Linked DNA regions of Homo sapiens: region 2 is linked to region 1. Evidence: chromatin contacts called from ENCODE Hi-C or POLR2A ChIA-PET data. All regions are on one chromosome and are shown on one strand. The core of a region is the stretch at or near the end of the contact, and the rest is flanking DNA. Distances in the headings are between cores, read along the strand shown.

The links. Hi-C counts contacts between places; a loop is a spot of excess contacts on that map. ChIA-PET counts read pairs that join two places held with the same protein, here RNA polymerase II (POLR2A). Pooled maps may share reads with other maps.
Region 2: a loop to region 1 is called in a map of ascending aorta, with 2.0 times the contacts of the local background. The contact joins the enhancer-like site here to the promoter of DCLRE1C in region 1. A Hi-C loop is called at or near these places in 2 of 168 maps with a recorded cell type or tissue (B cell and ascending aorta), 16 of 37 single-sample maps with no recorded cell type and 5 of 50 pooled maps. POLR2A ChIA-PET finds 5 or more read pairs at or near these places in 4 of 52 experiments (B cell, H1, HEK293T and 1 more).

What each region holds. Positions count from the first base shown.
Region 1 is chr10:14,952,824-14,955,361 of GRCh38, forward strand. DCLRE1C (DNA cross-link repair 1C) reads right to left here and starts at 1,273. Exons shown (of 14, transcript NM_001033855.3): 1 at 1,079-1,273. The coding sequence starts at 1,187. It also overlaps a transcript of MEIG1 not described here. RefSeq lists enhancers at 1-638, 639-1,366 and a silencer at 1,385-1,464.
Region 2 is chr10:14,734,901-14,737,438 of GRCh38, forward strand. All of the region lies in intron 1 of FAM107B (family with sequence similarity 107 member B), which reads right to left. Among named protein-coding and RNA genes, the nearest start is that of FAM107B, 39 kb to the right of the region's middle. Within about 2 kb of position 1,276, at least 14 of the 41 ENCODE cell types and tissues checked have a DNase peak (open chromatin) inside an H3K27ac peak, as active enhancers do; they include B cell and ascending aorta, where a contact is called at or near this core.

The DNA of each region.
Region 1 (2,538 bases), core at 23-2,522:
GAAAAAAAAAGCAGAGACATTTCGCAGAAGCAGTAACTTCAACGATTTATAGTCCAAGTGATTGATTCCACACACAAAACAACATAGCTGGCCTTCACACCAACCCTGTGAGGAAAGGCTGTGTTTGGATACCTGTAATTTACTTTAAAATACTTTCCTACTGCGCAGGTACAGATAGGTTTGTTACGCTGATTGACTCCACAGGGTAGTGGGAGCTTCCTGCTCCAGCACGCTGCAAGGCCACACAGCAGGAGGCAGCAACTCCAGTGATTCCGTTTATCATTTTCTCCAATTAACACTAATGGCTGGGCGAATTAGCACAATGAGCATTAAAACTGTTTTCCCTGGTAAAAGTTAGTGACTTGTTAGCACAATAGAAGTGAAAATGAACAATGGTTGTCAAGTTAGCGGTATTTAAACTCTGGAACTTAGCTCCAATCTCTGCTTGGAGCATCAGCGACACTCTAACCTTAATCCCTAAATCGGCCCAGCTGTGAAAGGATCCAGCTGTGAAATCATAGTAGCTTTTCAGGTTGCCTGATACCATCTAGAAGGGAAACATCCCTCCAACCTAAACTAGAACGAAACTTTCATATTGGATACGGACAGAACACCCAAAGGCCAAGGAGCTTGCACTTCGTGGAGCTCTTAGGCGGGCTGTTCCACAGTTGTGTGTGTGTCTGAGTCTCCTGCTTGCTGACCAATGTTTGAGGGTGTGGTCAAATGGATCTGAAACTTGTTTTCTTCATACATGGTAGCGAGGCTCTGAGGGAAGTACTAACCCTCGCCAATCTCTGATCATCGGCCACCAGCAAAGCTACCAAGAGAAACTACTAGCAGTGCTTGACCAAGCCGGCCCGGGGCGCAACTGGCAGGCGCCGTTACGCCGCGTTGACCACATCCGAAAATAGATGAAGCCTTTGAGAGGCTGAAGAGCCCGACTGGGACAAGGCGTGTGCTGGCCGCCCCCTCGCTGGCTTCCCACAGGCTGCAGCTCCTTGCTCCAGGGCCGGCCCCCTCCTGTCCTCTCTCCAGCCCCCAGCGCCCCGGGAGCGGGCGACGCGCAGCCCTCACTCACCTTTGTGGCAGTGGGACAGGAAGTAGGCGCGGGCCCTCAGGTTCTCCCTATCGAAGCGGTCTATGGAGATAGTTGGATACTCGGCCATCTGCCCCTCGAAAGAACTCATAGCGCCGCCGATCCCAGAGTCCGGGACCCCAAAACCGCAGCTGAAGCCAAGGCCAGCCCTGACCGCGCCGCCACTTCCGGGAAGCCGCGCGCTGCCTCGCCATTGGGCGGCCGAACGCAGCCACGTCCAATCAGAGGAGTCCGGAGACCGGGGGCAAAGTCAAGGAGCATCCGGTCGGGTTCTAGGCGCCCGCTGCTTGGGTTTAAATCACCCGCGCTTCGCTGCACGCGATGGGCCCTGAGCCCTGCCCAGTGCAAGGCTCATTCCCGCCCAACAAACACAGGTGTTGCTCTGGTAAGGCGTTGCCCATGTCTGTGGAGGTGCAGTCGCGGGAAGGGAAATCGAAACTCCCAGAGCAGGTGGCCCCAGCCGACGAGGTGAGTGGGCTGCGGAACTGCGCTTAGAAATCATTCTTCGTTCCGCTTCCTGCTTGTCTGCTGCTAGCCTGAAACCCGAGCTCAGTTCCCCGCCCTCTCTCTTCTGTTCCCAATTTCTAACCTTGTGGGATTACCGTGAGGGTTGTATGAGAAAGTTTGTATCTGACTCATGGTAGATTCAGGAACTATTAATTCCCTCTTCCGTTTATATAATCTACAAACTGAATAAATCATCTCTGCGTGATCTTGGGGCAAATAAGATCCCAATAATGCCTTCGCTGCTGGCCTCTCCCCTGGGCCCCCACCTTTTTGAGCTATACTTTTAGGAAGTTAGAATGATGTACTTAAAAAAAGAAAAATGGCAGGAAAGGTCTAAAATTTTTTAACAACCAAAGCAACTTTATGAAAAGGTTTGTTAAACCTTTTATTGTATTTCCTTTATTGTATTACAATAAACCAAATAATCACCATGACATTTATTGTGCTCCTTCCTATCAAATCTCCTTAGTATAATTAAACACAAACAACCCAGAACACTTTCGCTTTATTTTATTTATTTATTCAGTTGGGGTCTAGTTCTATCGCCCAGGCTGGAGTGCAGTGGCGTGATTTCGGCTCTCTGCAACCTCCGCCTCCCGGGTTCAGGCGATTCTCCTGCCTCAGCCTCCAGAGTAGCTGGGACTACAGGCACGCGCCGCCACGCCTGGCTCATTTTTATATTTTTAGCAGAGACGGGGTTTCACCACGTTGACCAGGCTGGTCTCGAGCTCCTGGCCTCATGCGATCCGCTCGCCTCGGCCTCCCAAAGTGCTGGGTGAGCCATTGTACCTGGCTTTCCAGGCCTCCATAACACTTGAAGTCCCACTTTGTGCACAGCACTGTGACAAACCTTCGGGTAGCATTCAATCTATCTGGCGACAACATGTTTGCAGAATATGGCAAATAAATGCTTCCACAGAGACGCAAGGTAACGT
Region 2 (2,538 bases), core at 26-2,525, 220 kb before region 1:
GAAGAAAACAAATTGATATACGCAATCTCCTCCCCTGGCACATAGAGGCCCATCTGTTCCAGCCGAATCTGCCAAGTCAGCAGAGTGAGTCTCGAGCCAGCCTGCATCAGCTGCCACACTTGCAGGTGTCCAGCAAGATGTCATCCACCTGCTGTCTCCAGGCTTCTCTTGCAAAACTAGGTCATAATTCGGTGTCCATTCTGAGGTCCTGTCCATTCCAGCGGATAAAATAAGCAGAATTTATTCCTCAAGAGCCAACGGCCTTTTGTGATAGGATAGATCAAGCATGTCCAACCCATGGCCTATAGGCCACATGGGGCCTGGGACAGCTTTCAAGGCAGCCCAACACAAATTCATAAACTTTCTTAAAACATTATGAGATTTTTTGCAATTTTTTTTTTTAGCCCATCAGCTATCATTCATGTTAGTGAATCTTATGTGTGGCCCAAGACAATTCTTCTCTCAATGTGGCCCCAGGAAGCCAAAAGATTGGACACCTGTGGTAGATACTCATCTGTTGGAGCTATTTTGGGGTGGGCCTTTGCTGAAAGTCAATTGGTGGCCTCCAAGATGATTCCTCAGGATGTCTGTCTGCCCAGTAGAGGAGACGGCACTTCGGTTTCAGGTCCATTTTGGTGAAATGCATCATTAACAGATAAGCAAGAACATTTAGGACAAAAGATAGCGTGCTTTAGAATGACTCTAGGAAAAATTCTCCAATTGCAAGGGGATAAAGCATTGGCCTGCACTGTTCAGGAAGAATGGGAAAACTCCTTTTCATAGAATTTAAAGCAGAAGAGTAGCTGGAGTTCTGCCAGTCCTCTCTGAGCCAGGGCATACACTGGAAAGCCTTTCATAGTCAACTCCCAGGGATCTGCGATTGTCCAGCTTTACTGAGTGGGGTCTACACTCCGTCTCTAGGAAATGTAGCCATGGTCACACCTAAGATTTGGGGTTAGCATGACTACATTTCCTAGTGACATTACTATATCTCTACAGTACTAAAATGTCCCAAAGGGCTATTATGTATCTATTATGTTTTATTATTACAAGAAACCTAAGAGGAAGGTAGGGAATGATTATAGGTTAAATGCAATAAAATATCATGAGAGATTTTATGTATGGTGCCTGGGAAAAGGGAAAAGGGAAAAGAAGAGGGGGAGCGAGCAGATAACAAAGATGGAAGTCCTAAAAGATGGCAGTCCCCCTGTGTGGCAAAGTCTCTAAAACAGCATGTACCTCCAGAATATATTATGGTAGCCAGCCTTAAACTGGACAAGCTGAAAGGGAACTGAGAGATCTCCAGTTTGTTCTCTAGTTTTCAAGACACAAGTCCATAGACAGGAAGTCATTAGGTCAAAGTCACAAGTCAGGAGACAGGCAGAGCTGAAGAAAAACACAGGTAGAATCCAAAATTCATATTCTACTGGGTTGCTTATGAAAGTTAAAAGACACAATATGTTAACATCAACTTGTCAGCCTATTTATAGCAGACCTCTGGTGATTTGAGTAGTTCGCCTCAATCTAAGGGACAAGCCAAACTGTTTGGGATGGCTTTCTTATAGACTCATAATTAAGACTCTATCCTTAGTGTACTCTTCAGCCTATTGCACTAAAGTGAATACTACTTTATGTAAGAACAGTAAGTCCATTACCAAAAAATAAAAACAAGAAAAACACATTATCACTCAATCTCCTTCATTGGTCCTATAAATCAATGCTATTTTCTGAGTCCAAGATCCATGAAAAACCTTCACTAAGTATAAACATCATAAATCATTAACTGATCATTTCCAAAAAGTGACTTTAACTCTGGCCAGGGGTAAATATTCCTGGGATTTATGTCCAATCACAAGCAAGCAGTATTATTTCAGCACATTCGACAGTAGAATTTTGAAAGGGTCATCTAAAAATAGATTCTCAATGACTGCAATGTGAAATCATGCAAACAGAACAGCAGTTGAATGTTGTGGTTTAGAGCTGCAGAGAGACCCACTGAAGCCTTGATAATGTTGTCCCCCAGCACTCAGATAGGAAGCCGACACCAGGCGGCCTTGTTGGCAGTCTGGGGAAAGGCCACACAGCAGACCTCACTGCCTGAGGAAGGCGGGGAGTATGAAGGCTTGAGAGCCCAGAGACAGACAAGGAAAAGGGAAGGAGAAATGAAGGAAGCAAAAACAAGGGAGCTAAGAGGATTTCTCGGAGCACCACCAAGCCAGAGATCTTGTCAGCGCTCTGAGAAAAAGCAGAGAGATTCCATTCATCTCTGCCTTACAGTGGGCTCTTTTGTTAGGCTTGTAGGGCTTCTCTTTTATTCATATATTACAGAGGGGGAGTTGGGATGATATGGGGAGAAAAAGGAGGTGAGAGAGAAAGAGAGGAGTGGAGAGGGGAGAAGAAGGGAAAAAAGCATTTCCTCTCCATAGAAAAAACATTTTAGGCCAGGTGCAGTGACTCATGGGAGCACTTCAGAACGTCGAGGTGGGCGGATTGCCTGAGCTCAGGAGTTGGGGACCAGCCTGGGCAACACAGTGAGAC